Linked DNA regions of Mus musculus: region 1 is linked to region 2. The links are chromatin loops, found by intact Hi-C in ENCODE. Cell type or tissue: left cerebral cortex. All regions are shown on one strand. Each heading gives the region's core, and the rest is flanking DNA. Links, peaks and the distances in the headings are about the cores only. Region 1 has its middle 20 kb from the start of Aym1. Region 2 overlaps Wscd2 (WSC domain containing 2).

Region 1 (16,477 bases), core at 2,768-10,767, 200 kb before region 2:
AGCTTAGTTTGCTATTGTCACAGCAGGGAGCATGGTGGCACACAGGCAGGCAATGGATCAGTGGCTGGGAGCTAGCTACATCCTGACCTGGAGTCAGAAAAGAGACACCCTGGCATGAGCATACACTTTGTGAAACCTCAAAGCCCAACCCCAGTGACACCCTCCCTCCAACAAGCCCACACCTCCGAAACCTTCTAATCCCTTCAAACAATTCCACTCCAGGCTACTGAGCATTCAAATATATGAGCCTGTAGGTGCCATTCTTGTTAAAGCAGCTCTCACGCCACCTCGTGTCCAGGTGACTGTGAGCCACCACACAGAGGTGGTGTACTGTACTCAGGTAAGCACTCCTAACCACTGGTCCATCCAGCCCCATGCTTGCATTTAAACAGCAGTGAAGGGCGGGTTTAAGGTCTATATTCCGGGGTAGCTGTGTGACCTTGGTCAAAGCCTCTCACAAGGCTATTTCCTTTCCTTCTTGAGGAACAGATAGAAATGCATCAAGGCTACCTCTGTTAGCTGAGCAACAAGCTATGAGACTTGACCGGGCCCCACAATATCACCGTTGGTAATTACAGAAGTCACCCAAGGCTGATTGGTGGCCAACAGAATTTCTTAGGCTCGACAGAGCCCCTGGGATCGTGCTAGATTTTTTTCCCCCCATGTAGCTCTTGGCTGTTTAAGCGTTCCCTTCCGAGCAGGCCTTGAGCCGGCTCTGCCAATGGCTTTCCTGGGACGATAATTAGATTTAAGCCCCCGGTCCAGTCAATAGATTCTCATCTCAGGGTTACCAAGCCGATCATGGCCAGTAATTTACAGCTTGAGTTGTTCTAAAATCAATACAGATTTTGCTCTTCAACGAGAGGGCTGTAAAACAGGGTGACAGGAGGGCCCCCAAAGCCGTCAGCTCAGGAGCGGAGCGTTTACCAAGCCTGCCTGCGGAGGGGCCTTGCAATTAGAGCAGAGCGAGGTGGATGGCCTCCATCCCATGGGCTGTGGCCAGAGGCAGCAGGAGCTCCCCCTGACAGGGCCTGTCTGCTCTCAGCTTTGGAGCTCTGTGTGAGTCCGTCTTGTTTGACAGGTGCGGTGGGAAGGGAACAGGTTTCCAGTCAGGTTGAGTGGCCTTTGGACATGACAGTGCAGTTTTCTACACTTGGGGCTTAGCCTGAATTCCTTGATGCTTGGGCCTCTTATCTGTAAAATGGGCAGATAATGGAGACCGTAGCCCAGATGGAGAGAGGAAGCCATATTTAGACAGCTCTGCAGATCCCAGTTCCCATGGTCCAAGTAAATACCCAGAAGAGAGCGGGACTTTAAAAAACCCCAGAACTTCCAGATGTGTTGACTTGGCTGTTGTTTTGTTTTTGTTTTTTGAGACAGGGTTTCTCTGTATAGCCCTGGCTATCCTGGAACTCACTTTGTAGACCAGGCTGGCCTCAAACTCAGAAATCTGCCTGCCTCTGCCTCCCAAGTGCTGGGATTAAAGTCGTGCGCCACCACCGCCCAGCTGTGTTGACTCTTGACTGTGATTTCAACACTGGGAAGACAGAGGCAAGAGTCTGAGGCCAGCCTGGGCCACACAGTGAGCTGCAGGACTGCCGGCATTCCAGATCTTGTACTGTCTGCTCGGGTGTGAGTATTGGTCCCATTTTTCTGATGGGAAAATCAAGTCAGAGATGGGGAGGGTTTTTTTTTTGTTGTTTTTGTTTTTGTTTTTGTTTTTTTTGCTCGAGCACAGACAGCCATCAGAATGGTGCTGTGGTTTGGATGTAAAATGTTCCCCCTGGCAGTTCAGAGTGTTCAGAAGCTGGGCTCCCAGCCAGCTGTGCTGTTCGGGGAGGTTTTGGGAACATCAGGTGGTAGAGCCCCCGTGGGAGAAAATGGACAGGAGTGTGTGCTTCTCTGAGGAAGCAACATGGGGAGAGGGGTGGGAGGTGTCACTCCCCAGAGCCTCAGGCACAGGTGAGGACCCCGTGCCTAGCACGCTCAGAATCAGTCAGTATGCTTTAGCTTCATATTTTCATTCATTCATTCATTCATTCATTCATTCGATGTATTGAGAACCTACCAGGACAAATGCAGTATGTAAGAGAGTGAGGGTGTGTGTGTCCCCAAGGAGTGCCCAAGTGAGGAAGCTGGACAGAGCTGAGATGTCACTGGGAGATGGGGACAGGACAGGGCTCAAGGAAGACCCTCCCAGGCACACAGAGGAGCACCCGCCAAGGCCCTGGGGTGGGAAAGATGGTGGCCCAGATGGAGAGGCAGAGAATACAGCTGAGGAGGAAACCTCAGCCTCTCCACCTTGGGCACCCTGAAGCCAGAAGAGCAGGGGTCAGCAGGGGTCAGCAGGGGTCAGCAGGGCACTTTAGGACAAGACAAAGAGCTGGGGCTTTGTGCTCATGGCAGAAGGGAGCAATGAACAGGAGAAACCGAGCTCCTGCTGTGTGGGGAACAGAACAGAAGGTCCAAGGGTGGAAGAAAGAAGATACAAGTGGCCACCATGGGGCCAGGGCATCATGGGACTTCGCTTTATCTGACCCCAGTAGCTTGCCACACTTTTTTTTTTGTTGGCTTAGTGTTCCTCATGTACAGCCCCTGCCATGCTTCCTTAGCCCCATGCTCTGTGTTAAAATTTTCTTCACTCTTGAGAATTTCCTACCCACGGACAATGACATATGAATGCACCGACTACCTCCGTTCCGCCCTCCGCCTCCCCTTGTGGCCCTACCAGCACAGACCCTGCCCAGCTCCTTAACCTACCATGGGCTCAGGGCATCCACGGGAGCACTGGAAGCCTATCAGTGACCACACCCTCAGTAAAGAGCAACGCTCCCCCACACGGCTATCTGCTCCACATGGTTTCTCTGCATGGATGGGGCTTGGAGATCATCTGCTTCAGCTAGAATCCCACCCAGCCCGATCCATTCAGGTCCTAGCAGCTGCTGTGAGCTCCCGGCAGTCTCTCATCCTTAGCATCTATTTCTTAGAGAGGAAAAAAGAAAAGAAAGAAAAAAGCCAGGCAGTGGTGGCCCATGCCTTTAATCCCAATCCCAGCACTTGGGAGGCAGAGGCAGGCAGATTTCTGAGTTCGAGGCCAGCCTGGTCTACAGAGTAAGTTCCAGGAGAGCCAGGGCTACACAGAGAAACCCTGTCTCAAAAAACAAAAACAAAAAAACAAACAAACAAAAAAAAAAAAAAAAGAAAGAAAGAAAAGAAAAAGAAAAAGGAAAAGGAAAAAAAAAAGAAAGGAAAGGAAGAGAGAATCTTATCCAGTTTCTTATCATGGCCTCCCCTTCCCAGCACCCACAGAACTTGCTCACAAGCAAAGCCTTCCTTCCCCGTGAGCCCCGTGAACGGAAGACTCATCCTAACAAGCCCCCGTAGGAAGCAGCCAGGAGGCTCCTGGCAAATCTTCATTGGCTGGCGGTCATTGCAACTCAAGATTCGGGCCGCTGACCTAAAAGACTTTCAAACAGTATAGTCAGCCAAAGCAATGGTGGGCAGTGGGCGCTGGGGGACATCACAGAACATGGAAAATTCACTCAGAACTTCTATGAAATGGGAGCACTCACCCACTCTCCGGATGGGAAAACCGAGGCTCAGGACTGTTGAGCCACTCGCACAAGAAGAAGTTCTGAGCTTGTGATGGGACTGCTTTGTCTGGTCCGTCTAGTCCTCTGAGCAGCCGCCATCTTTGTCAGAGTATCGCAGTTGGGCCTGTGGGCTGTTGACATTTCCTCAAAGAAGGAGGACTGGGGCGGGTCATGGGACCTTAGACTGAATGTCCAGCCACTCCTCCAGATCATTCCAGTGCAGTTTGTCCCTAATTGTCCTCAGGGTCTCAGAGAGGTGCTATAGTACACAGGTAGGAAAACTAACAGGAATGATCTTCATGCAGCTGGCGTGTGTATGTGGGTTGGGGTAGGGATGGGGTGCTGTGTGGGACACAGACCTCCTGATGCTTTAGGGTCACCCAGAGTCCTTTCTATGACCCTGGACTCAAGATCTGTAAGTAACCTAAGAAACTGGCTCCCTGGGGTGAACTTGGACTGGGCTGTGCTTTGTCACTGGGAACTCAGGAAGTTAATGATGTTCATATCTCTCTAGGCAGGGCTTGTCACACCTATCACGTCACGGCACCCACAGAACCCCTGAGGGTTACGCACAGTGTCTGGGGCAGCAGTCCTGCTGGGGTCCCTTGCATAGTGATCAGCGCCCCAGCATTTGCTGAAGACCTAGAGCTCTTCCTCTTCACACACGGCACGAGAATTTCAGAAACTATACAAAGAGACCCCCGCCCCCCCCCACACACACCCAATCACCAGCCACACACCAACCACGCTGGATGCTTCAGGTGCTTGCCTTTCTGCACGGCTTGCAGCCTGAAGGGCCTTTTATCTTCCAGGGAGCAGGGATAGCCTGCCATCAGGGGAGCAGCCGACAAAGGCCTCTGCCAGTCTCTAGCTGCTACCATGCTCACTGAAGCAGCCGGAGGTGGGGGTGGGGTTGACTCTGCCCCCCTCTTTGCTAGACCGGGCTCAGGTTCCCAGTCCTCGGGGTTGCTTTAATTTACTTCCACACACACCAGCGGTTCCCAGCCACCGCGCGGAGTCACTTAAGGGTGGTTGTCACTCGTCAGGAGTGCGAAGAAATAATGTCAGCTACGTAGTACCCCCCTCCCCCACATCCACAGGAGAGGTGCTCCAAGACCACCAGAGGATGGCTGAAGATGAGGAGACTGCCTGCCATCTCTCTGTATGTGTGGTGACGCCCTGTTCACATCCTGGGCGCTATCCACAACAGCGATAAGAACCGCCAGTTAACATACTATGCTGCGAGAAAAGGAAGTTACCGTGGCCCCTCCGCCATCGAGATGGCTCTCCCTGCACCTAGTGAGGTGCACGTAAATCGAGCAGGTCTTTGACAAACAGCCATACCGTGACCGTGTAGTGAGTAGAACCTGCCTCCGTTGCTATTGCGAGCGACCACGGACAGTCTGGACTCCGCTATCTTCTTTTGTTTTAAGATTTCTTTATTTTTACTTTATGGGTACCCGTGTCTTGCCTCCTTGTGCATGCAGTACCTCGGAAGGCCGAAAGAGGGTGCTGCATCCCTTGGAACGGGAGCTACAGAGGGCTGAAAGCCCACCTCAGTGCTGGGCTTTGAACCTGGGTCTTCTGGGAGAGCAGCCAGGGCTTTTAACCAGTTTTTCCAGCCTCCAAAGGAATGGTTCTGGCTCCAGTAGGATGTCAAGAGGCTTTGCTCATCCTACTCAAATTGTGTACAACAATGTGTATAAGTTATTGTTGATACTTCCTATGTGATACCCTCAGCCCAGTGTTGACTGCAGGTCAGTGGGACTATAGTACAGAGAAGGTTCCTAGAGGGGCACAATGCACTGGGTAGAAACTGGAGTCAGAAAGTTACTTACTTAAAAAGTAAACGAGACCATCTGAGGATACTATTTCCAGTGTGCACAAGCAACTAGGGGTCTTGCCTAGGTCACACACAGCCTGTTATCCCCAGGGAACAGGACCAGGATTCTATCTCAGGGGGACCCTGACTGATCTTACCTACCCCAGCACTGAGGTTCAAAAGTGGCCTTGGCTGCTCCAGGCCACCAAGGAGACATCTTTCTGGATAAGATCTCACGGGCAGCCCAGATGCTTTGCAAAGGTTCCTCGAAATATAGCAGAATACATATCTGAGTTTTTATTGCCCACGCCGTAATAGGAATATAACTTATGACTGCTGGCACGCCAGGCTTCGGCAGCCTCTATAAATCTGGCCCTCTGATCGAATCCACATGCATTTCAGCAGAGCTGGGCCCTCGGAGGGGAGCAGGGAAGGAACTGGGGCCAGAGCTTTTGGGGGGGGGTTAATCATAGTCAGAATATTAACCGCACATCCTGTTGAGTTCCTGTGAATAGATTCAGATGTCCCAGCATGAAGGTCTGATTCTGCACACAGCAGAACAGCAAGTGTCCAGAGCAGGCTCAGAGAGCGTCCTGAATGCTGTCAGCTTCAGTTTCAGACCAAGATTCATTTCCCCTGAGAAAAACAATGTTTCAGCCATTCCCGGGGTGGGGGAGGGGGGGTTTTGAATCACGGTGGAAGGCTTGCGACTCAGGATGAAGGCCAGGAGGAGCAAACCGATGGTTGGTTTCTTACTTCCAAAACAGGCTCACAATTTTCAATGAATGCTTGAAGGATTTTTTCTCTGCCTTATAACTTTGTTCCTTTCTTCCTTCCTTCCTCCTTTTTTTCTTTTTAAAAAGCAACATGCCAGTCTGTGTTTGGCTTTATTGGGTAAAAAGGAGGCCAGACACTAGTGGAGAAGGAAATAGAAACTGCAATTGAAGATTAAGATTTAAAGAGGAAGGCCAGGCACTGGTGGCACACGCCTTTCATCCCAGCACTTGGGAGTCAGAGGCAGGCAGAATTCTGAGTTTGAGGCCAGTCTGGTCTAGAGAGTGAGTTCCAGGACAGCCAGGGCTACACAAGACAGAGAAACCCTGTCTTGAAAAAAACAGAACAAAACAAAACAAAACCACAACAAAAAGATTTAGAGAGGAAAGGCCCAAGTGACTCCCGGGCGTTCCAGGGTCATTCTCCACAAGAATGGATTTGCCCCAGTACCACTGCTGTCCTTCACAGAGCGGAGCTTGCCCTGTGGTGCCTCCTGTAACATGACAGCTCTGAGGGGGACCAAGGATCCCCATTTCCCAGATGTGGAGACAGAGCCTAGTCCCACTCCCTTTCCTTTCCCTCTTTTAAACTCATGACCCTTCTTCTTCAGTCCCTAAGTATCTGGGACTACAGGTGTGCCCTTTCCCAATAGGTGTTCACCCAGGACTGAAGGGCCCAGCGGGCCAGCTCGTCTTTTTAATTATTGTTGGTGCATCTTCTGCCTTGCAAGGAGCTTTGTGGATAGATACTAACTGTCCAACCAACGGCCAAGCAAACACAACCGGAGCTGCACTGGCCTTCTTGAGCCAGATCTGCAGAGTTGACCAGTGAACTGGATCTTTGAGCTCTGATCTCTTTGCAAGGAGGAGGGGACACGGCTTGGGCAGTGGACTGGGTGAAGGTCCGCTTATTTCCACAGGGTTTCCCTGTCGATGAACAGAACAGAATACCCACAGTTTGGTTCACACAAGATGATTCCAGGCATCACTGCCTCTCCCTTCCCCTAGCCCCTCACTCAACTGTGTGAAGGGATCTCTTCTTTCCAAATCTCTCTGTATCTTTCCAGTCAGAGATTGAATCTGTAAGGTTCCCCTACAGGCTCGTGTGTAATACAACCAGTTACCAGCAGGTGGGGCTGTTTGGGGAGCAAGTTGTGGAGACTAGGAGTTAGTGTCTGACTGAAAGAAGTCACGTGGGGGCAGGGAAGCTCTTGCAGTGTACATTATCCCAGGTCCTTTCCTGTCTACTATGATGGTCACATCCCTCCAGCCATGGCGTTTTGTCCCAGCACATTGTGCAAAACAGCAATGAACTCACTGAAGTTTGTGAGCCCAGAAATCTCTGCCCACCTTTCCATAGCTGTAGTCAAAATATCCACTGCAAACAATGTAATGAAAACATTTTGCCACCAGTTTAGTCCAGATTGCCACCATCTCTTTCCCAGATTCCTCTAATCCTGTCTTTACAGCTCTGCCTGCCAGGGGGTGGGGGTGGGGGGGGGGAGGGCTTATTTCAGCTTTCAATTTACAGTCAACCATCAAGGGAAGTCAGGGCAGAAATTCAAGGGAGGAAACTGGAGGCAGGAACTGAAGCAGGGGCCAGAGGATGCTGCTCACTGGCTTGCTCCTCGTAGCTTGCTCAGCTCTTCTCATTACCATCCAGGGATGGCCCCACCCACAGTGGGCTGGGCCCTCCCCCCATCAACCATCAATCAAGACAATGCCTCTCAGACCTGCCTACAGTTGGATCTTATGGAGGCATTGCTCCCTCAGATGACTATAGCTTGAGTCAAGTTAGCATTCAAGGAGCCAGGCTGTGAGGGAGTGGTAGCTGCTATGAAGAGTGAGTTATACTCTTGAGGGTCGACCTTTAGTATTCCTGTGTCAGCCACTGCAGGTGCTTTCTACATTGTTCTCTGAGACAAGGCTTCTCGTTGGTATAGGCTTGCTGGGTTCACTAGGCTGGCTGGCTGGCAAGCAAGGGATTGTCCTCTCTGCCTCCCCAGCACTAAAAAACAAACAAACAATAAATGACAAGAATACATCACAGTGTGTGCCAGCTCTATTCTTGTGTGCCGGAAGCTCAGAGCTCCTGGACAGAGGAATCTCATCAGGCCTAGCCAGTGCACTCTTCTCACAACAGCTGGAGGGAACCCCTGGAATCTCAATCCTGGGTCAGTGTAGGCACTGGCTTTGGATGGAGGCTAGGAGCCCCAGGCCATGACTGTACCATCACAGCCTTCCTGAGGTGCTGTGGGGGGAACCAGAGGTGGAGCTCAGAGCTACAGGTGCTAAGTGGCCATGGGCAACTCCCAAGGGAGACACTTTCTATGGGGTCACAGCCAGAGGCGTTGACCAAAAGGAATGCACTCTCTTAGACAGAAGCAAGAGAGCCAATCAGAGGCTGTGCTTTGGGAGCCTACGTTCTAGTATTAAGAGAAGGTGGCTCTCTTGGGTCAGGCTGGGACCCCAGTGTTGGCACTGCTGATGAGAGCTCACCTCTGCTTGAGAAGCTCTGAGACCCAGGGACACTGTGTGGTTCTCTGCCCCCAAGTTCTGCAATAAGCACCTTCACAAGTGGTAGGGAACCTGAGGTCCCCAGAAGTTAGGTGACTTGTCTGACCTCACTCTAAACAGGCAACTCCAGGTAGCAGTTTCCAACGTGTGAGTCATGACCTCTTTGGGGGCGGGTGTTGAAGACCCTTTCACAGGGGTCGCTGGAGATCATCATAAGACACAGATATTTACATTATGATTTACAGCATTAGCAAAATTACAGTCATGAAGTAGCAAGAAAAATAATTGTATGGTTGGGTTACCATGACATGAGGGACTGTATTAAAGGGTCACAGTGTTAGGAAGGTTGAGAATTACAGCCATAAGCTATCCATTCACTTACCCATCCATACATGCATCCACACATGCATATATCATACATACCAACTATCCATGCACACATCCATACATGCATCCACACATGCATATATCATACATACCAACTCATCCATGCACACATACATACATGCATCCATCCATGCATATATCATACCAGCTGATCCATGCACACATACATACATAATGCATAAATACATGTATATATCATACATACCAACTCATCCATCCACACATATATGCATGAAAATATATGTGTGTGTGTATATATATATATATATATATATACATGTATATATATAAAATCTATCAGCTCATCCATTCATCCTTCCATCCACACATATATATGTGTATATCATAATACCAACTCACCAATACACTCATCCATACATGCATCCATACAAGCATCCATACATACATGCATCCATACAAGCATACATCCATACATAATACCAACTCATCCATCCACTTACTCATCCACCTGCCCACCCATCCACTCACCGACCTACCCTGTAAGATACTGGTGGGAGCCAGCAGCACATGCTGGAGAGAGCATCGTGGGCAGAGACAGCGTGTGCCTGTTGCTAAGGTTAGCCTGCTTTACTTTCAGTTGTTGTGACAAATGTCCAGACAGAAAGTAACTTAGGGGAGAATGGGTTATTTGGCTCATAATTCCAGGTCCCACTCCATCATAGAAGGAAGGCGGAAACTCCAGACAGGAATTTGCTGCTCTACACAGCATTGCCTCCGACAAAGGAACTCACTTCACAGCCAAAGAAATGAGTCAGGAACCATAGGGATGCTGCCCGCCCAACTGGCTTATGATCAGCTAGAGTTCCAAACTGGCTGCCTAGGGAATGGTGCTGCCCACAGTGGGCTGGGTTCTCCTACACCATTTACCCATCAAAATAATCCCCATGACTTCAGGTCAATCTGATCTAGTAAATTCCTTGAGTGAGATTTTCTTCCCATATAACTCTAGGCTGTGCCAAGCAGACATTGGAAGCCAAGGACAAGTGGGAGAGACCAGAGAGGCAGCATGGTGAAACATAGGGACTTGGGGGAGAATGTAACCAAGGGAGACACCAGAGAAGCATGAAGTGAAGATCTGGCGGGGGGGGGGGGGCGGTACCGGAAATGAGTGTGATGGACAACCAGTGGAGAGTCTTGCGCTCACTCCTACAGTGCTGTGTGCGCTGGGCCCATTGTTATCCCATTTTATAGAGGAGGAAACTGAAGCTCAGGAAAGTAAGTTCATCCTGTGTGAGCGTATGTGTGTGAGTATATGTATATGTATAGAGTGTGTGTGTGTGTGTGTATGTATGTATGTATGTATATATGTATGTTGTAAGTGTGCATATGTGTATCTGTGTATGTGTCTGCATGCAATGTGTTTGTTTGTCTGTGTGTTTATGTCTATGAGTGTGTCTATGTGTCTGTCTGTATGTGTGTCTATGTGAATGTGTGTTTGTGTATGTGTGTGAAATGTATCTGTGCCCAAGATTCCTGAGCAGTAGGCTACCTTAAGCCAGGATGAAGCTTGAAATAAAGATGTGCAAACACGTGTGTGTGATCAATGAGTGTGGTGCGTGAGTGTGTGGGTATGTGTTGGGGGTATGAGTGTGTAGACATGTATGTACAATGTGAGTGTGTGGACATGTATGTGTGTGGAGTGTGTCTGGACATATGTGTGGAGTGTGAGTGTGCGAACATGTGTGAGGGAGAGTTTGTACCCTGAACCCAGAGGAGGACATTAGGAGTCCTGATTCATCCTTTTCTGCCTTTGAGTCTCTCACTGAACTCGTGAGTAGCGAGTCTCAGTGATCCTCATGCCTCCTCCCCCACAGCTCTGGCTGGGGCTGTAGATGAGCACCCAGCCCTGACCACACCCTAGCTTCTTACAAGGAATGTGAAGATTCAAACACAGGTGCCCAGGCTTGCATACCAGGTACTCTTGCCTGCTGAGCCATCTTCCCAGCACTGACGTGTTTTTAAGACAATCTCTAAGAGTTCCTTTTATTTCAGAAAGGCCTTCTTTGATTTTGCAAATACCCATCTCCACCCGCTGCTGAATTCTTGTTCCCTCCATGGTGTCTTTTGATTATTAGTAACAGTGACGGCTGTTTTCCAAGTTTCCGACATTCCCCCTTTAGTTAACACTTCGGTGCGGTGTTTAACAGTCTTTGCTGACTGCAGGAACACAGCGCAGACCTCTGTTGTGTTTGCCTAAAAGCTTCCCTTTGTGTCTTCACGTGTAGACATGTAATCACTAGGAATTGACTTTTGTGGCTGGTGTGAGGCAGAGCTCAGAATGTTCCAGCCTCAGCCCCAGCCCATGTCGATATCCACTTAAGCCAGCACCAGCCTTTTATACAAATCCTTTCTCCCTGATTGCCCTGATACCTTTGTGATGCATCTGGCAGATGAACCGGTTTCTGACCTCTTAGCTCTTCCTCGGCTGGCCTACGTGAGCCTATCTTTAGGAAGGTCCATTTGGAAGGGAGAAGAAACACCACCGAATCTGCTGTGTCACGGACACAGCCCTGGTCAGAGGAGGACAAAGAAAGCCACCCAGCCTCCAGAGGCAGCTATTCAGTGATCTACAACCTTCCTAATTCAAGCTTCAGGGTCTAGAACATCTCTGGCATTGACCGTGGCGTCTCCCAGGGGCAGTCTACTTTAGAGCGGGCATTAAGCATCCTTGGCGGTGCAGGCTTAAAAGTCCATCCTCTGCACCTTCCACAGGGCTGAGTGCAAAGCCCTCAATTCTGCTTCTGTCTCCCCTGCAGCTTCCTCCCTCCCTCAGGCCCCCCGTAAGTAGTGAAATACAAGGTCTTGCCGTAGCGATCTCCTCCCCGCTCACTGCCGTTTAAAATATGAGACACTGCATCATAGTGTGGAGGTTCAAAATTACCTCGAAGTAATCATTTCCTAGAGGGCTGGTAGTAAACATTCTGTCACCCGACTATAGATTTTCTCCTGTCTCCATCAATCACCCCCCTGGGAGATATTAGGGGGAATGAACAGAGCCTGGGACTATCCACACACTCATTCATGGCTGCCAGGTCCCTGCTGAGGGAGGTATGCTTGGTGCCCCATGACAGACTGGCTTATGGCAGGTGAGGTCCTTCTGCCAAGGAGCGAGAGATGTGAGTTTGAGTATTGGGTGGTCTGTTGGGCTAACCTTCGCACACCTGAGACCAAAGCATCCCCCTTAGGAGCTGCAGTTGGACACTACCTGGCTATTCATCTTTCTCATGTGCCAACTTAGTAATCTTTAGTCTTGGCAGGACAGAGTTGCTATATTAGCATGCTAACACTGTTTCCACAGCAGAGGAAATGGAGGCTTTGAGGTGTTGGGTGTCTTGTGTTGGCAGAGCCCAGGCTTTTTGGATCTGGTATTTCCTAATTCTGGGGGTCTAGAGCTATCTCACAACACACAGCTGTAGGCTTAGACCTTTTTCAGAACCTACATTTAATAAGTGTTTTCAAACACTTCCACCCAACTTCTCGCCCACTGTCCAAAGGTTGGAGAACAAGGAGATGTAGACCTGTTTAGAAGTAGTTCTTTGGGGCTATTCTAATCTCTGTTGTCAGGATACCAGCAATCCAGTTCAGTAGTGTCAGGGTACCAAATCCAGTTCAAAAGTGTCACCAAACATGAATCAGTAATGGCAGCACGATCCAGCAGAAACCGCTAGGCCTCCGCCAAATTAGCTCAAGTCAGCAGGAGCAACCAGGACCAGCCAGAATGCCAGGAGTTCCCTGTCTCACCTCTCAATGAAGTGAAGATCAGTGAAGAAGATGTGAGGCCATCTGTCTCTCTCTCCAAATATCACGTGTCCTCTCACGGGTCTTGCCTCAGCCAAGCACACGTGAGTCCATGTCCCACGACACAACCAGAAACTTTCACTTCACACAGCTTCTCTCAAAACACCCAGCTCTGTGCAGGCCACCGGCCCCATTCACCACTGAACACTGCATGGTACAGACAAAGGGTGGGGCAGCTGCCCAGTCAGGTTCAGCAAGTAGATGCTGGGCTGTCTACTTCCTGTTGTGTGGTAAACTCTCTACCAAAGCAACCTGAGGGCTCTTTGGCTTATGCTTCCAGGTCAAAGTTCATCATTAGGGGACTTCAGGGCAGGAACTCAAGCAGGAGCTTGTAGTAGTAACTGTGGAGGGGGTGGTGCTTGCTGGCTTGCTCACTGGTTCACAGACATGGAGAGAGCGTGGATGCAAGATATGGAGTTCAGGGCAGCTCTGGAGGCTCAGCTGGAGTCCTATGCTTCCTCCCACAGTCACTGTCTGAGGTAACCCTCAAGTTGAAGTTCAACAAAGAAGCAAGGTGTGTATATGTGTGTGCGCACGCGCTTGCGTGCATCTGTGTCTGTGTTTGTGTATGTATGTGTGAGTGTGTGTGTGTCTGTGTATGTATTCTCATATGTGTGTGTGAATGTATGTGGGTATGTTAGTGTGTCTATGTGTGTGAGTGTGTGTCTGTGTGAGTGTATCTGTGAGTATATGCCTATGTGTGTCTCTGGTACATTTCTCTATGTATGTGTGTGTAAATGGGTTTCTGTGTGAGTGTGTGTGCATGCATGAGTGTGTGTGTGCATGAATGTGTGTGTGTGTTAGTGTGTGTGAGTGTGTGTCTGTGGGTATATGCCTGTGGGTGTCTGTGCATGTGTCTCTATGTATGTGTGGGTGGGTGGATTTCTGTGTGTGTGTGTGAGTATGTGTGTGTGTGTGTGTGAATGTATGTGAATGTATGCCTGTGTGTGTTTCTGTGCATGTGTCTCTATGCATGTGTGTGTGAGTGGGTTTCTGTGTGTGTGTGTGTGTAAATAGCTCTGGCTAGACACTGGGCTGTGAAGCACAGAATGCCACAGCTTCACAGAGGACGCACGGCCACTTCTTTCAAGAAGGTTGCAGGATGATACCCCCTTGTCCTGGAGCATCAGCCTCCAGGGAGGGAGGAGCTTTGCCATAGTGCACCAAAAGCTTTGAGTTCCTAGGAAGAAAGGTTCCCAGCTGGAGACCTGAGAACTATTTAGCTGCCTAAATACCCATTCGCCCACCGCACCCTCAAGGGGCTCTCTTCAACCTAAGGAGTGCTCTTCACAGGCTCTGCAGGATGGTGGAGAGGGAGGCTTCATTAATGCAAATTGTGTGGGTAGCTTTAAGGGAAAATCTACCTCTCTCTCCCTTTTATGTGGCTCTCCCTGCTTAATGAGCACTCTTCCAGTCCATTTTCCTTAAGGGTTTAATGAAAGTATAATCTTAAAAATTAAGACAGAAGGAGAAAGTGTCGAGAGAAAAGCCATTTCTCCAGGAACGACTCATCGAGACGTTCTCCACGATGCAAGAGCGGTGGGGAGCACCCTCCGGGAGCACGGAGGAATTTTTTTTAAAGGTTCCATAAAACTCCGGCCCTTGTTGCTACAGCCTGGGGATTCTTGCCCAGCAGATAGAAATTGGATTTACGGGTAGAGTAATGTGGCGGTTACTCTGTGGCAGTTTAATTAATGCTGATATAGGAGCTTGCTTCCTCTCCGACTCAAACTATGAAGCACAGGCAGGAGAGAGGGCTCTGTTTTTAAAGCTGTCTGACAGCTCTGGCTGCTTTGTTGGGGAGAGGAGGAGGATGGGCTCTTGGGAGAGGTCACTCTTGGAGGGCGGTTGGTGAAAGCAAGGTGTGCTTTCCTGTGGTACTGTGGTGTGTGTATGTGTGTTCATGTGTATGGTGTGTGTGCATTGTGTGATGTGTGTGTATGTGGGTGGGTGGTGTGTGTGTGTGCATGTATTTATGTGCATTTGTGGGTGGTGTGTATATGTGTGCATGTGGGGTGTGTGTGTGTGTTCATATGTATGGTGTGTGTGCATTGTGTGATGTGTGTGTATGTGTGCATGTGGTGTGTGTGTGGTATATGTGGTGTGTGTGGTATATATGTGTGTGTGGATATGTGTGTGTGTGTGTGGAATATATGTGTGTCCCTTGAGTGTGTGTGAGTGAGTAAGGAAGATGTGTGGTGTGTGTATGTGTGGTGTGTGTGTGGTATATGTGTGCTGTGTGTGTTGTGTGTGTGGTATATGTGTGGTGTGTGTGTGTGGTATATGTGTGTTGTGTGTATTAGTCAGGGTTCTCTAGAGTCACAGAACTTATGGATAATTTCTAAATAGTAAAGGAATTTATTGATGACTTACAGTCGGCAGCCCAATTCCCAACAATGGTTCAGTCGCAGCTGTGAATGGAAGTCCAAGGATCTAGCAGTTACTCAGTCTCACGCAGCAAGCAGGCGAAGGAGCAAGAGCAAGAGCTAGACTCCCTTCTTCCAATGTCCTTATATTGTCTCCAGCAAAAGGTGTAGCCCAGATTAAAGGTGTGTTCCACCACACCTTTAATCCCAGATGAAAGGAGTAGCCCAGATTAAAGGTGTGTTCCTTAAACTCGGAGATTCAATCTTCTGGAATCCATAGCCACTATGGCTCAAGATCTTCAAACCAAGATCCAGATAAGGATTTCCAAGCCTCCAGATAAGGGTCACTGGTGAGCCTTCCAATTCCGAATTGTAGTTCATTCCAAATATTGTCAAGTTGACAACCAGGAATAGCCACTACAATCCACCCCTTGTCAACTTGACACAAATAATATCTCATGTTCACATGAAACAATAACAAGGTTGTAAATACGCCTAACATGATATAACTATCCCTCGTACAATCGCAAACGCATTAGTAAATTTACAATGGGCATTCATATTACTTTATAATCCTCGTTTCTGCAACTGGTTACGTGGCCTTAATTGGTATTTATAACTACCTTCCTCTACTACCCATTCTGTATTTCCTTCTCCTTCAGCCAGCACCTCAGCAGGTCTTGGCTCTTTTCCTGGAGGATTGACCCATACCTTCATTCCTGATGGATCTGCGTTCTTTGTCATCCTGCTTGGATTAGGCTGTTGTAGTTTCCCATTGACTTTAATCACAGGACATGGTAGTACTAAGAGGCGCCCTAAGGGATCTCCTACACTCCAGACATAATCTTGCTTACCACCATTGTGAAGAGGTAATCCAATTTCTCCATGGTAATCTGGATCTATCACCCCTCCTAACACTGTTATTCCTTTTTTAGCCTGTTGGTTTAAGGGCATTAGAAGCCCAAAATGACCAGGGGGAAGTCTGAGCTTCCAGTTCAATGGAATGTTTGTTGTAGCTCCTGGTAGGAGGACTCCCCTCTCTGGAGCCAAAACTTCTAGGCCAGCAGAACCTAGAGTTATGGGGACAGGAAGCAAAAATTTTCCTAGAGGGTCACTAGGAGTGATAGTAAGTGGAACTATTCCTTTTTCCACCCCTTGATTCCTGGACCCATGAATCCTGGCTATGGGTGAAACTGTACC
Region 2 (16,477 bases), core at 5,486-13,485:
AGATCGCGACCTATGATGAGGTCATAGTATGTCGTGGGGCATACACCTATGACGTAGTGTGTCGGTTCGTGGATTCAAAGCAGTGGAGCCGCAGAGCAGGAGGAGTTGCCTGCTTGTGTCTAACGGTGAGGGTGTATGAGGTTGAGGATAGCTGAGGTGGGATACTAAACTCGCCTGGTTAAGCGACATCATCAGTGGTGGCCCAGGGCGGCCGAGTGGGACCCCGCTGTGTGCCACCTTTCTCTCTGAAACTCCTGTAGAATATCTTAGAAAGAAGCAAGATCTGTGGGGATAGAGCTCACTAGGTGCGAAGTACGATTTCTCTCGAGTCTTCCTGTACCCAGCGGGAAAGCTGGGCTGTGTCTGCAGAGATAACCTGGCTACTCAGAGGGCAAAGGAAGCATCCCAAGGCAGCTCTGGTATGCCCACATGCACATCTCTGGCTTTTTGGTTTTAAAGGCACAGATTTGGGCCAGCAAGATGGCTCAGTGGGTAAGAAGGCTTGTTACCAAGCCTGAAGAGTTTGATTCCCAGGACCCACATGGTAGGAGAAAACTGGTTTCTGCAAATTGTCCTCTGGCCTCTATGTGTGCAGTGTGGCGTGCCCGTGGATGCCGGGTCCATTGATAATATACAGCACAGGTCTTGACAGAGCTTCCCAGAACGTGCACTGTGTGGCATTGTCACGGGAAGGACAGAGCCATGATGGACAGAGACTTGCCCCTCTTGGCTCTCACACGTGCCCCAGGGGGAAGGCGCCAGCCCAGTCTGACACTCTATACCACGGCCCTCAAATGAATCCCTTTTTCTGGAGAAGATGGCATTGACTGAAGGCTCACTCTCTCACAGGGGATAGGGACTGGGGAGAATTTACCAACACTGGCCACTTTGTATCGCTGGGGTTGGGCTCCAGCAAGCCCTGTGGACACCTGGAACCCAGGATACTCATGGGTCTTACTGAGCCAGCAAGGCTCTGCACATCCTCTGATTCCTTTACACGAGCTCTAGGTGACTTCTAACCCCCAGTTTGGTACTAAGGCTGTGTGAGGTGTTGCTATGGTGATCGCTGAGGGAAAGCAAAGGGTCCAGATGTTCAATCCCCACACAGTACTTTTCTGCAATCTTTTTTTTTTTTTTTACCTCACCATGGAGCCAGCAGATGGGGAGGGTGGGGACACTCTGTGGGTCTCCCTTTGCCACCTGGGAATGTGCTATGCGGGCGCTTGCTTCTCCATTGCCCTTCCTGGTTATGAATGCCAAGTCTCTCCTGAAGTCTTACTTCAGGTAAGGGAACAGATAAGCAAGCAACACAGAACCAGGATGGAGTAAAGCCGCCAGCACTGGGCGGGTAAGGCCCGAGGAGGAGGAGGTGGTTTTGGCTGCAATGGGACTGGGTGACTCTTCCTCTGCTCCCCTGGCCAGGAGTTCCCCCTGGCAGCCCTCGCTGGCACTGCCTGCCACTGTGGTTTTCCCACCACACGGTTCCCTCTTCATGACCGGGAGGATGAGCAACTGTGTGCCCAGAAGTGCAGCGCGGAGGAGTTCGAGAGCTGTGGGACCCCCAGCTACTTCATCGTGTACCAGACACAGGTCCAAGGTAAGGCAGGCCAGCTCGACTGACCCTCCTTCCCAGATGTGCCATGGCCAGTTGGTCCCTAAGCCAGCAGTGAGAAGCGAGTGACTGAGAGGGCCGAGGGATGTGCTGAACTCGCCTGGCCTGAGGGCTCCTGGGTATGAGACACGAGGGAGGTGCCTGAAGGAAGGTTTTAAGGAGCCCAGCAGAGCAGGGTCTGTCCCTCAGTCCCTCACCACTGAGACGACTCTTTGCTGATAGCAGAAGCAGAGATGTTGGGTGGAGAGCGAGCCCAGGGTCTCCTCTTCTCCAACACAGACCCATCGTGTGATCCTGGATAGCCCTGATCCCCTGTCCAGGCCTCAGTTCCTCCATGTGGGAAATGAAGCTGTGGATGGTTGGTTGGCCTTCAAGGTCCTTTTTGGCTTCAGAGTTCTGTTGACGTTCCTGAAGCAGCAGCTACTGCTGCTGCTGCTGCTTCTTCCTCCTCTTCCTCCTCCTTTCCTCTGTCTCTCTGTCTCTCTCTCCTCTTCTCATCTGTCTCCCTTCCCATCTCTGCCCCTTTGCCAGGGGAGCCCACACTGACTGTTTATCCCTCTACTGCCCGAGGGGATGCCAGGATGACGGCAATGGCTGGGCTGGTGAGGACGAGGCAGTGGTGATGAGGATAGAGGGGATTGGGAGGTGATGGTTGCAATTGTGTTTGTTCGTTCAGTCAACGGGACGCAAGCCGAGATATATCTGGGAGGAGGGGATCTCAGTTGAGGGACATCCCCATCAGATTGCACATAGACATGGGTGTGGGGTGCTATCTTTATTAATGATTGGGTGGGAGGCTCTAGCCCACTGAGGGTGGTGCCACCCACCCTTGGGCAAATGATCTTGGGTTGTATAGGAAAGCAAGCTGAGCAAGCCAGGAAACAGTTTCCTCCACGGTTCTGGCCTCTGCTCCTGCTTGAGTGCCCGCCCTCACCTCCCTCGGAACTGGGATGTGTGAGCCAAAGAGACGGTTCCTTTGCTTGGTGTTTTATCACAGCAGCAGAGAAGAAAACTGGGACGGTAGTGATGATGGTGGTGGTGGTGATGGTCTCTATGTGTCACTTATTAAGCATCTACTACACAATAAACCCTGGTTCTCCTGATAGGAACCACACCATTAACAATCTATGTGCCTGATGCTCTTTACCAGGCTTAACTCGTTTAACCCTCCAGTGGCACGATGGTATGCATGCTGTGATGACCAGTTTACAAATGGGTGACTAAAACAGAGAGGTTGATCAGTATGGCCAGAGCCGCACAGCAAAATAGGGCAGAGTTGGGATCCAGGACTTTACTTCTCCCCAAAGTTTCTCAGCAGATTTTGGACTGAGTGGCATGTTCACTTCTGTTCCCTGCGGAGAGGAGACTGCAGTCCAAGGACGTAGAGACACCCAGTGTTAAGTCAGTCAGGGTGAGGCAGTCGAGACTGTTGGTTCCACAGCCTAGAAAACACAACACTGAGATGTTGCAAGCTAAAAAGAGATATTTGTACGGCTAGGCCAAACTTAAGAGTCTCCTCTTCCCGCTGTGACCTTGTCTCTAGGGCACACGGTGCTGACCCCTGTGTGTCACCCTCTCCTCCCTCCCCAGACAACCGCTGTATGGACAGACGGTTCCTCCCAGCCAAGTCTAAGAAGCTCATCGCTCTAGCCAGCTTCCCGGGCGCTGGCAACACGTGGGCTCGCCACCTCATCGAGCTGGCCACCGGCTTCTACACTGGCAGCTACTACTTTGATGGCTCTCTGTACAACAAAGGTGAGGGGCAGGTGGGTGGGGTGAGGGAAACGGGTGCCACGCAGCACACCTGGCCTCATCTTTCGTGCCTCATGTTGTCCTCTTCCCTCTTCTGTCTGACACAAACACATGCGCGCACACTGCACACACACACATACACACTCACACTCTCACACCTACACACTCATACACACACTCACACATACACATACTCACACACATACACACACTCACACAAATACACTCACTCACACACACTTACACTCATTCACACACACACATACATTCACACACTTATACTCACACACACACATAACACACTCTCACACACACAACACACTCTCACATACACACACACTCACACACACACCATGTGTCTCCTGTCTTGGTACCTCCCCTGAGCTTGCAGACTAACAGATACCCTTTAAGCACCTAATATGTGCTGGGCACCCCAGACACTGACACACCATCAGCTCTATGCTATCGATAGAGGTATAATAGCTGTTTCCTTTGGGGCATTATTGAGCACCAACTGTTTACCAGGCATCTCACCTACAGCATTGGCTGCATGCCATGCGTTATTTGGATGCTCCTCACAGACATTCACCAGGCACCGTTACATCGGAAATGTGCTTCCCATGGGTGGTCTTCAAGATGCATTTATGGAACACCGACTTGTGTGGCAGGAATCTCAGCCACCCCCAGATACCATGTTGGGCTAGTGGTGACAGGTGCTGCCCTCTTACCCACTCCCAGCCCTAAAAAGTGGGTCTGAACATGGGGAAATAACTTACCCCAAAGTCACAGTTTTTCTAGTGTCTGATTAGAGAGTGTGCTCAACTGTTTCCTAGTTCACCCTCAGCCCCTTATTACTCTTGGGCTTCTTACTGGGGAGCTAGAAATCAGGCTGGCCCTGGACAGGAAACACTCTCCTTGGTACGGGTTTTACATCTATGTGTGGACAACCCTTGTTTGTGGCTGTGGCAGTGTTTAGGGGCGGGATGCTTCCTGCCTGTGTGATCTTGGGCACACTACTGTACTTCTCTGGTCCTGTGATCATGTGCCTACTAAGGCTAACAGCCTGTGCCTCGTGAGACTGATGCAAAAGTTGATGGGTTGGTGCACAGGACAAGTTCAGCACATGGGAAATGGGCCTTGCTATTATGGCTCAGCTAAGGAGAAGATGGTCAGCAACTATTCTCAGGACAGAAAGCAGGTGGGAGGCAGAGACCGAAGGGGAGTGGTGGGAGGGGAACAGGGTGGCTTGGGAGGCTGAAGCCAGCAGGGGTGTACGGGCAGGGCAGGGGTGTAGGGGCAGGGCAGGGGTGTAGGGGCCGGGCAGGGGTGTAGGAACAGGACAGGGGTCTGAGGGTCTGCAGGGGTGTAGGGGCAGGGATGTAGGAGCCAGCAGGGGTATAGGGGCAGGGAAGGGGTGTAGGAGCCGGGCAGAGATGTTAAGAGCTGGGCATCTCTAGTTTGTGTCAAGTTTACGAAAACTAACCACAGGGCCTGTGCCTCCAGATCCCAGCTCTCTGTATTTAGTTTGGATTTCTCAACTCATTTAATCGGCACTTACTATGTGTGAGGTAGTGCCTACTATGTGTAAGGCTCCTAGCAGGATTTGAACCCAAACCCTCAGCAGAACTGGAGCTGTGCTGTTTTTTTAAGCTGGTGGCTGGGACCGGGTCAGGCATTGTGGGTAGGCTCATCTTCACTGCTCTGGCTACACAGGTTCGGCCCTCAGAGAAGGGACCCATGGGATCACAGAGGCCAGGGACTAAAGGGTTTTCATCTCCTGTGTCAAGTTTAGTGAACCCTGCTTTTTAGACACATTGAGAAGATTCTGAGGTTTGGCTCTCCCTCAGTGGCTTGAAAGAGGGGAAGTGAAGCAGCCGCCCCCGACACCCAGTGCTGGTCCTCCCCCCAGCTCCCCTCCTGGCTTCGGAGAGCGATGGAGCCTTGCAGATGGGGTCTGGGCTCAGGTTCTCCCCCACCTTAGCCTCTTTATTTAGAACAGGAGGAGTCAGAGCACCAAACACAGAGGTTTCCCAAAAAACACAACCAGATGACAGGCAGGGACCTCGGACACACCTAACCTGTGATGTTGGAGCTGTGAGGAGAGAGAAAAGGGAAAACAGAATATTTTTCTGCAGCTCTGAGGCCAGGGCTTGGAGCAGTTGTCCAGCGGCTCCTTGGTGGCTGAGGGTCACATGCTCCTCAGATTAGTAGATAACTGATTCAGAAAAGTGATATTTCAAATTTCCATGTCTGTGTAGTGGAGTTGATGGGTCTGTTAGAAAACGGGTGTGTTAGCCGGGTGTGGTGGCACACGCCTTTAATCCCAGCACTCCGGAGGCAGAGACAGGTGGATTTCTGAGTTCGAGGCCAGCCTGGTCTACAAAGTGAGTTCCAGGACAGCCAGGGCTATACAGAGAAACCCTGTCTCAAAAAACCGAAAAAAAAAAAAAAAGAAAGAAAGAAAGAAAGAAAGCAAACAAACAGGGGTGTGGGGGGCGGGGGCTCTGGTGGGGAATTCAACAACATTCCTCAGAGAAGCCAAGCACATTGTCCCTCATCAGGGACATAAAATTCCTCCAGCAAATGTTCTGCCTGCCAAACGGCACCACTCCCGTCTACTGAGCATTTAGACTCTGGAGTATGTATTTCTCCACCAGTGTGGTTTATTTTCAATCTCCACAGTGTCATGCTAGGTTGAGACCATGATGGTGTCCAAGACACAGCATCTTAGGCCTCCCTGACACAGGGAAGTGACTTTCCATACTGTCACCATTGGTGACATCATGAATGCCTTCCTTCGGGTGCTGGAAAGTTTCCTTTACTGTTTTGTTGGTTTTGGTTTCTGGAGATTGGAGTCCCACACTATAACCAGGATGGCTTGGACCTCAGGACCATCTCCAGCATGGGCATATCAGATGTGAGACCTGTCCGCAGGTGCTCAGAATACACACTGGAAGGGAGGAAGGGCTAAGTGAAGAAGATGGTGAGGAAGCACAAGGTGGTGTGTGTGTGTGTGTGTGTGTACTTCTTACCCCACCCCCACCTCCCCAGCTTCTAACTTCTCGGCTCGGGTTGGGCACAGGGTTCAAAGGTGAGCGGGACCACTGGCGAAGCGGGCGGACCATCTGCATCAAGACCCATGAAAGCGGCCAGAAGGAGATCGAGGCCTTCGACGCAGCCATTCTGCTCATCCGCAACCCCTACAAGGCCCTCATGGCTGAGTTCAACCGCAAATATGGAGGCCACATAGGCTTTGCCGCCCACGCCCACTGGAAAGGCAAAGGTGACAGGAGGGAGGGTCGTGGACAGTGTGAGGTGCGGGTAATCAGCAAGGAGCTCTTAAGAGAGCTGTGCAAAGCAGCAGTTCTGAGCAGCAGAGGCACCCGAGCACCAGTAGCTAAGGATTCTGACTTTCTGGACTTGGGGAGGGGGTGATAAAATTGTGGGGTGCAAAAGCCTGGGTAGTTCACCCTCTTCCCAGCAGCTATGGTTCTTGCTACAGTGACAGAGGCACTGCTAGTCGAACCCAGCTGGCATGGATTGCCACGAGGCACTGCTAGTCGAACCCAGCTGGCATGGATTACCATGTTTGTGGGTCCTCTCCTGGGTATGGCACGGTCTGTGTCTAGCCCCAGCCTATGTGATTGTGTGAGCCTACGGCTGTGTGACCAGTTATCACTGTAATGAACCTGCTGCATTCAGAGAGACCAGTGGATCCGCTGGTGTCACAGCAAGCAGGGCCCTATGCTAGGTGAAGAGGCAGGCTTGTGTCAATGAGCAGACAGGGGCTGGAACACGGAATTCAAACCCATCTGGGTCTGAGCCGAACCCTGGTTCTCTCTTTACTAACGAGGAACCGGACAAAGACCACTAAGGTCACAGGATACACAGCAGTCAAGCTAGCCAGCTCTCATCTTCCCAGGCTTCCTGGGGACTGAGAGAAGGGGAGGAGGGGTTATCAACTGGTCTCTGAGCAACCCCTCTCTCTGTCAAACCCTCAAGGAACTAGGGAAGAACTGTTCTTGTGGCAGGGTATATAGGCTTGGTACGCACCCCAGGTCTGCTGAGCTAGGATCCCAACCCAAGCACTGATCGATACCCCCACACCAGCCTCCACGTCCCCAAGAGTATACTTTCCCAACAGCCACCTTGCTAGCCTGTTTCCTTATTTAAGACCCCTGAACCCCTAGACCAACACCAAGTCAGGGCATTGAGCCAACTCAAAACCAACAGAGGGCGAGTAGAGGATCAGTCCACGTTCATCTCATACTGGGGCTATATTAGCCCCAGAAACCCCTCTCAGGTCAAGAGCGCTCTCCCCAGAACAGGGCCCCCATTCTCCACCCCACCCACCCATTCCTCTCCTTGACACCCTAGGCACCAGAACAACAGGGGGGCTCATTAGCAATGTAAATCATCAGGCTCCACTCCAGACTACACATATGTGCGCGCGCACACACACACACACACACACACACACTTCACTGCCTGAAACCCTTACTGCTCATATGTGGCTGGGGACCAGCTGCGGCAGTGTCATCTGGGAAACTTGAGGGTCTGTGTCCAACCAGATTCCTCAGGGGCTCCAATGCTCTCACAGGTTTTGAGACCTGCCTTGGGACACCCTGACCTGGGAGAAGCAGAGGCTACGTAGCCACCGAGTGTGTCCAGTCCCTGTGGTCCTGTCCTCTCCTGATCAGAGCCAAGAGATAAGCCTCCCCACCCCCCATGACTTTCGTTCTATAACGTTAATTTTACAGCCCCTCTGGAGCAGGACGGAGGCGAAATTTTATGTGATATGATTACACAAGGTGAATTGTCCTGGATCTGTTTAATGAAACAGATCCTGTGTTTAATGACTCCGTGGGGAACTGGCACCAAGAAACCATTAATCAGGGCCTGGTTCCTCCTGACGACAAGAAGCTGGAGTGAAGACCGCCAGGCTGTGCACAGACAGGTGCACCCTGCGGCTCCTCAGGGTACCTTTGTTTCCAGATTTGTGGGTGCTGACCAATTATTACCAGGAGCCCTGAGCTAGCAGAGGGCTTTTTGTTTCTGTTCTCCTTTGCAATGGAGTCCTTTAGGAGCTTTGAGAGGTGGGGGTTGGAATAGTGTGGGCGCGCATCTGGTATGGGAGAGCTCGGGACAGCTAAGGGAGCTGCTATGCTTTTGTGGGGAACTCAGGCCAGCAGGAAGGCACATGTGGGGAGTCTCAGGAAAAGCTGGGAGCTGCCATCAGCAGGGATTGTCCTAAGCAGCAGTTACTCTTCTGCACCTGGTACTTCCTCAGGATCTTTGCAAAGCTTATCATCCTAAGATATCAAGGCTGCCTGTTTGCAAATCAGTACACAGAAACCCAAAGAGAGCAAATAGCACCAACAAGATCACCCAGTGCAGGTGGAGAAGAACAGGGTCTCCAGCCCTGGGCACCTGACTGCAGAGTCATCTATAGACAGCCCCCCTAGAACAAGAGCTGCAGGCGATAGGATCAGACGCTCATCTTGACACACCAGGCAAATGTCTTCAAGAGGGTTACATATGGCCTCACCTGAAGTCTAGATCTGTGGGGTGCTAGGTGACCTCACCTAGGGGTTCTTCTTGGATGGTAGTAGCTGTCCTGAGTCACCGAGGATACCAGGAGGTGATCAGAACTAGGGACAGGCTGACGGAGAGGGAAGGAGCCCCTGTGTATGCTTAAACTTTCCCTAATCTCCCAGATACATCTGGTCCTAACCCATTATAACAGTACGGGCCCAATTAGTCAGCTGCCTTGTAAATAATCTATTTGAAGAATAAAAAATAACCTGTCGTCAGCATAAATATTTCTCAAGCAGCCGCGGGATTTCAGGAGGGGACTGGGAGGGGCGTCTAAGGACAGCTCCGATGTGTTCTGTCAGGAACAGCAGCCCTTCATCACGGTGCAATTTAGCTGTTGGAAATTTCAATTTAGTTCAGCAGCGAATCCCCCCACCCCCAGCTCCTGCTGGGTATCAGGCTGTGGGAAGGAGCCAGGGATAAGGCTGGTCGTGGCAGGAGAGAATCAGGGCCAGAGTGTAAGACAAGGTGGACTGGATGGTGTTTCCCTGCTGTGGGACCTGTTCACTTTACCTGTCTGGGCCTCAGTTTCCCTCCTGGTGATGAACATACGGTAGTTTCCAATGGGGTGGTTGGTAAGGATCTGTCGCCTAGCAAGGGGATAGGATTGAGGAGGCTTGTAAGGTCCCCCAACCAAGCTGGAGAGACTCACCGGTCTCTTATGCGCTGCTCCCTCTAGAGGGACTGAGGAGAACTGCACCCTCTGCCATTTAAGCCCCCAGTGTGCTGCCTCTTGGAATTCTCCAGCTCTCCACTGCGTTGAGGCTGTTTGCAGCATCCCGTGCCCACCTTTGGCCGCCTCCCAGCTTCTCTCCCACCTGAGCCTCAGCAGCTCTCCCTGAGATCGGCTCTACAACTACCCCTAAGTTCATGCCATGTAACCTATCTAAGGCACCCTCCCAGTCAGGTGACTTTCTATCACATAGCAAGATGGCTGATGAGCACCCCCAAGAAGAGACAGTCCATGACAGTTTGAGTAGAGAGACCACAACAAGAGACTTAACAACAATCCTAACCCCACCCCCAGGGGCTCAGGGTGCGGTGGAGACAGATGCGTAAGCAGGGTGACCACACAGTAATGGCTCGCCCTGTGATCAGGAAGAATGAGGCCTGGGGAGCCCAAAGGAAGCCTGTGTGACCCCCCCCCCCGCCCCCCGCCAGGGGTGATGACGTCATACTTGAGAAAGCTCAATCAGTGAGGACAACAGCCACGAGTATTGAACAACTGCAGGGCTCAGGCCAATGTGAGCTCAGCCACGCCCTGTTTACAGCCCACCATTCCCTGTGAGCTGACCTTGCTTACAATACCTTGGTAGTAAAAGTCCCACTTGGCGCAGCCAGCCAGACCTCCCAGATCCTGCTCTGCCTCTCATTCTAAGTGATCTTAAAAAGCCCCTTGTTTATTCTATGCCTCAGTTTCCCATTCTGTTAAATGATGGCAAAGTAGTGATAGATACCTGTGGAGACTGAGTAGAGTTAACTCCTGCCTGCATCTATATAGTGAAAATACAATCACAATCCAGCAATACACCTTTATAATTAATATACTAATGGAAATCATAGACCTATGGTATGAATAAGTTACATAAATTATACATACCACAAACCTATTTTATAAGGCTGGGCATGGTGGCACATGCCTTTAATCCCAGGACTGAGGAGTCAAGGCAGGGGGATCTCGAGTGTGAGGCCAGCCTGGTCTACAGAGCGAGTTCTAAGCTAGCCAGGGCTACACAGCGAAACCCTGTCCTGAAAACAAAATCTATTTTATATATGTTTTATAAAATTTTCATAGTATAGTTTGGGAATATGTTGGAAGTACTTAGATATAACCTAATCTTTTAATCAGAATAGAGTCTTTGATGTGGTGCCTTCCTTTTTCTTTCTTTCTTCTTTCCTTCCTTCCTTTCTTTTTCTTTCTTCCTTCCTTTCTTTCTTTCTTTCTTTCTGTTTATGAAATCATCTAGTTTATCCTTTGAGGAAGGCTCTGTAACTTTAAATTTAGTTATCCCATTTAAAAGTATTTTACAATACTATGTGTTATTCATTAACTAATAGTCCAAATTGAATAAACAAATGTAAATGTTCACCAAAAAGTCTTACAACCATTATTGAATTTAGCAGGAACATTCCAGATAGACATAACTCTCTAAATAATTTTTAAATGACTAAAGCAATGACTGACTATTCAAAACACAAAGGCTTTGTTCAATTGGGGAACATTTAATCCCAGGTTTAAATGTCCATTTAGTCAAAGGATAAACAAAGGATTTGTTGTTGTTGTTGTTTTAAGTGTTTTTTGTTTTTTGTTTTTTTTTTGTAAAAATTATTAAGAACAAATCGATACTTAAAAAAAGCATCAAATTTATCTCAGGGTATTGAATTGACCTTAAGTTTTGTAGCTTCAATATTATTTTAACCTCATTATAACCATATACATTTTAAAAATCCTTTTGTGATATATTTTGATCTTATGATTATTATAAAACTTAGAAAACAATTTTAATGAGGTAATTTTAAAAGGAAGTTCAGGAAGCTATAATGTAAACCATAGGACATATGGAATCTTTAAGATCCAATAGTTAAAATCCAGGTAAAGGACACTGACTAAATTTAAATGAAATATTTGTTAGAGATTTAAGCCACTCTGACAAGTATCTTGAAGTGTTTTGCTTTTGGGTAAATTTTGGTTTTGGTTGTCACTAATGGAAAAAGCATTTCCTTTTATTGGTCTTTTCCAGGCATCAAAAGTATAAGACGTCCAGAGTACAACAGAGCTTAGCATTCATGACTTTATGAATCTTTTTAATTAAAAAGAGTCTAATAATTCCATTAAATATCTAATTAGAGTATAGCACATTAAGAAGATCTGTAAATTCTAAAATCTCTATGCCAACCCCAAAGTAAGTTTTTAAAATGACAATTCAAAAAATACATATTTAGGGTTTTTTTGCCAAGATACAGATCTTGAGGCCCCCCCCCCCCCACGTTTTGTTCCTTCACTTTTAAAGAGACAGTGATGCTCAAAGCTATTCCTGATATGCTGGTATGCATATAAACACTCATATAAACAAGACATGTCGAAAGCACAGACGTGAGCTAGCTTTTTAATCTCTGGGATAAAGATCTGTGTCTGGGACAGGATGGGATGGGGTGTGGAGAGGAGGGTTGGGGGAGGGCAGCAACTGTCACTAGGAAAAATGTATGCTAGAAAGGAGAGAGTATGTCATAGTTACTTCATAGCCCACGGTGATAAGGACCAAGGAGGTAACATCTTTATAAGAATCATATCCTGTTCTTAAAGTTATTCATGTTGTTTAAATGTTTAAATTTGAAGACATGCTAATTGTCCCAAAGAAAGATATAGGACCGGGGGGGGGGGGGGCTGGAGAGATGGCTCAGCGGTTAAGAATATTGACTGCTCTTCTGAAGGACCGGAGTTCAAATCCCAGCAACCACATGGTGGCTCACAACCATCTGTAATGAGATCTGATGCCCTCTTCTGGGGTGTCTGAAGACAGCTACCGTATATCTACATATAATAATAAATAAATCTTTTTTTTAAAAAGATATAGAACCATTGAAAGAGCCATTAAAAGAATAAGAAAGAGATTTAGTTAATGTGGTCACACTGGGTAGGGGGACAATGAGATCTGGCAAACCCCTCAAGTTTGTTTTTAGGGACCTGAAATAAAACCTGAGAGGGGTGAGTAGTCTGGTCCCTGTCTTTGTCTGGGCTTCAGACTTGTCTATAAGGTGTTACAATGTTGCCAGAACTCTCTGAAATCTCTCTCAGGGAGACACTTTCCCTTCCAGCTGGCAACCCTCCCCTCTCTCAGCATGAGCGTCCTGGGGGAGCTCCTATATCCTTAGGGTCCTTTGCTTCACAGTCTATTAGTCACATAGCTCTTGAGAATATCTTCATTTCTGCCAGACTGGTCACTTGGGGGATCAAGTTTTATGATGACAATGCCCAGAAAAGCCATGTGTTACTACAAATGACCCAGGGGCAGAGCTGGGTGGGTCTGAGAAATGTCTATGTTTGTGTCAGGGCCACTCATGACATCTAGAGAGTTTCTTGTTAGACCCATGGAAGCAAAGGAACACAGGACCTCACAGGAAAATTCAGGAAACTCCCCTTGAAGATGGGTCTCAGCTTAAGTCCCCAGGAGTGCTGGAGAGGGGCCAGAGACATTTGGTTACTGTTAATAGCCTGAGGGACGAGTCCCCCCAAGTTCAGGCCAAGCTGACATTTGGGGCTTTGAGGCTGAAAGGAAGACCCTTACCCATAAGCATGAGAGTTAAATGAAACAGGCTACTCAAAAGACTCAGACTAGGGAAAGGAAGGCGGGCCGGCTGTTTTTGGAGTTTGCCTTGGTTTTGACGGAAACCCCTCTAAGAAAGGTGGTGGTGGTGGTGGTTGATTTTGGTTTGGGGATTTATTTTGGGGTCTGGGTTTGTTTGGCTTGGGATGGTTTTTGTTTTTCTGGGGGGGGTGTTTTTTGTTTGTTGGGATTTTTTGTGATTTTGTTTTTGTTTTGGGTTTTTTTGGGGTTGGTTTTTTTGGTTGGGGTGGGGGCTTGTTTGTTTGCATTTACTTTGACTCACGTGACTCTAAGAGCTCCTTACTCTTCTGAGTTACCAATTTGATCACGTTTTTAGAGAGCGTTTTATGTTTTAGTTAAAGCGGCTGCTGATCTGTGATTTTTTTTTAAGACATTTATTGCCTAGGACTTTTGTTAAACGCAAAACCTACACCTGGAGGAGGAGAGTGCCTTGGTCATCTTTAGTCTACCCCGCCCCACCCCCTCACACACACACACACACACACACACAAACACTTGCAAGTTAGTCAGCAATTATCACTCACCAAGCCATAGAGCCGGTTAGAGGACCAGATGGCCATTTATCTGCAGGCACTTCCTCCTTTCTGGAGGCCTGGTTCCGACCCCCCAGCCCCCTCCCCCACTCCCACCCCACCCCCTCTCCCTCTCTGTTTTCTCTTGAAAAATCACATGTCTACTTTAACTAGGGAGTGTGTGTTTTGGGTCAGTTTTATCCCACTGGCTCTGTGGCTGTCCTACATGTTTACACAAACATGAAGGCAGTGAACAAACCTTCCTATGTATCTTTCCCAAAGAGCCAACATCCTAGCAGAGACAGGCTGTTCTCCGAGTTTGAAGCCAGCTGTCTACAGAGCAAGTTTCAGGACAGCCAGGGCTACACAGAGAAACTGTGTCTCAAAACAAAAACAAAATACACCCTAACAAAAAGAATGGAACATGTTTGTTGAGTTTCCCCCACTGCACGTAGTGAGGTGTTCCCCCTGACTCCAGCACACTTTGGGGTGGGGTGGGGTGGGATAAGAGGGAACAGTTGCCTCTTGTCTCCAGGGGCTGTAACATCAGATGATCATAAAACTCCTAAGCTAAAGGTCACAGGAGAAGTAGCAGAAAAATAAAAGCAGAATTAACCCTTTGAGGAGGAGTTGGGAAACAAAGGCCAAAAATTAACAAACCAAAACATTTCAAAGACAAGGAGAACCAAGACAAAACAAAAACCAAAATCCCATCAGAGTTTCACAGGCAAATGAAATATCGGAAAACAAGCTAAACAGCCGAATCTAAAATGTCTTTAGAGTTCTGGGCGCAAGCAAGCCAAACCAAGCCAAAGGTTAGACCAAAACCTTTCCAACAGGCTTTCAATCAAGCGCTCAGAGCAGATACTTTAAAACAAATACTTTGAAAGCAGACAAAAAGAGATACCTCCCAAAGCTTGATCTGTAACCAGCTCAGAACAGACAAATAGGCTGTCCACAAATGGCAGACACAACTCAGCAACCAACCAACCACCCGGCTGAGGAAACAAAACCAGACAGCCAGGGCTCAATGGATCCAGGCGATTCCTCTGGTGGAAAGTGGGTCGTTTTTTTGGAACCTAACATGTCAGCATATCTGATGACATAAAAACCATAGCTCTCATCTTAAAGGGAATGTGAGAGAGCTTATTCTGAAGCCAGTGAGTGACCGTGGCCCAGAAACGCGGATATAGGTTACTCCAGATTCTGTGTTCCAACTGGGAAGCAGGCTCATGAGGTGTTTGTAGTTTGACAAAACAGTCAACGAACCCAGGCAGTTTAAAAGAGGCGGATACCACAAGACAGGGAAAGCCTTTCTATAAGCCCTGAAAGAACCTAGTGGGGAAACCCCCATTCAACTCCCGATTCGGCGTGCACCCAAGAATCATGAATAGAACACAACACCTTGATGTAACAACACGAGGAGGGTCGAAACATATCTCACATAACAGGAGACAGTGGATTCGACCAGGTTTGAAAGCTAGGGGTTTTTATAGAAAAGGAGTGGGGCTGGGGGAGGAATTGGCGCGGTTTCACATGATTGGTCCATTTAAACATCAGCAGCCTGTTAACATTTAACTTAGGTCAGAGGGGTGAGAGCTAGGGAGGTGACGGGCCTGCCCAGGCATGTCCTGGTCTGTTCTGCTGTGTTCTCAGCCCCAGGTTTCAAAGCTCACAAACAACTCTTTGGGCTATTTGACATACATTACATGAATCACAGGTCTCAAGTTTTATTTCCTTTCAGCCCAAGGTGCTGGCTGATGATATTCTTAGCCTTGGGCTGGTAGAAGCTAGCTGTCTTGTTTGTTTGTTTTAAAGATTTAATTACTTATTTTTATGTATGTGGGTGCACTGTAGCTGTACAGATGGTTGTGAGCCTTCACGTGGTTGTTGGGAATTGAATTTAGAACCTCTGCTCACTCTGGTCGGCCCTGCTCGCTCAGTTCCTGCTCACTCTGGCCCAAAGATTATTATTACTGTAGCTATCTTCAGATGCACCAGAAGAGGGCATCAGATCTCATTACAGGTGGTTGTGAGCCACCAAGTGGTTGCTGGGATTGGGACCTACAGAAGAGCAGTCAGTGCTCTTACCCGCTGAGCCACCTCGCCAGCCCATGTCTTGTCTGTTAATAGATTCCAAAAGGTTTCTACTAGTAGGGGGGGTGTTAGTTCCAACAGACAGATTTGCAAGAGTGAGCTGTGCAGACAGTCTTTGCTACAGTGTGGGTTCTGTTTTCTTCCACCCTTCTCCCCTCTTTTCTTCCACCCTTTCAACCCCTAACACCAGAAAGAAGAAGAAAAAAAGACAAGAGAGGAAAGGAAAAAGGAATATTATTATGGTTAGACTAGTTCCTACCGATTACGTGTGTCAAATTTCTTAGGGCTCCTAGATCTTTGCCATTAGAATCCAAATTTTTCTTCTTTCTCCTTTTTATTTTTTCTTTCCCCTTTTTATTTTTTCTTTCTCCTTTTTATTTATTTTTATGTATTATTTTTTCTTTCTCTTCTTTTATGTACAACTACTCAACAAACCACAACCAACAACTCTCCCCACTCTAAGCTCAAGCATTTATCTACCCTCTGAAAAGTCCCCGGAATCCCCGGTGTCACACAATTGCAGAAACCATCTGCAGCTGGCAAAATGATCTGCCTGCTAGGGC

Evidence for each region. Hi-C counts contacts between places; a loop is a spot of excess contacts. Peaks named below come from ENCODE experiments on the same cell type or tissue, not always from the same donor. Only the 100,000 strongest peaks of a DNase experiment are listed, where the experiment ranks them.
Region 1: it touches region 2 in a loop (4-fold over the local background); 13 of 42 quality-filtered maps call a loop at or near these places.

What each region holds. Positions count from the first base shown.
Region 1 is chr5:113,368,644-113,385,120 of GRCm38, forward strand. No RefSeq gene overlaps it. Among named protein-coding and RNA genes, the nearest start is that of Aym1, 20 kb to the left of the region's middle. In left cerebral cortex, for the core only: CTCF peaks have their summits at 5,092 and 7,314 (motif pointing right); DNase peaks (open chromatin) are centred at 5,085, 7,328 and 9,608; H3K4me3 peaks cover 637 bases; H3K27ac peaks cover 283 bases.
Region 2 is chr5:113,570,817-113,587,293 of GRCm38, forward strand. It overlaps Wscd2 (WSC domain containing 2), which reads left to right. Exons shown (of 9, transcript NM_177292.3): 6 at 1,423-1,597; 7 at 3,203-3,367; 8 at 6,447-6,647. Among named protein-coding and RNA genes, the nearest start is that of Gm42002, 24 kb to the right of the region's middle. In left cerebral cortex, for the core only: a CTCF peak has its summit at 9,644; DNase peaks (open chromatin) are centred at 6,883, 8,518 and 8,844; H3K27ac peaks cover 522 bases.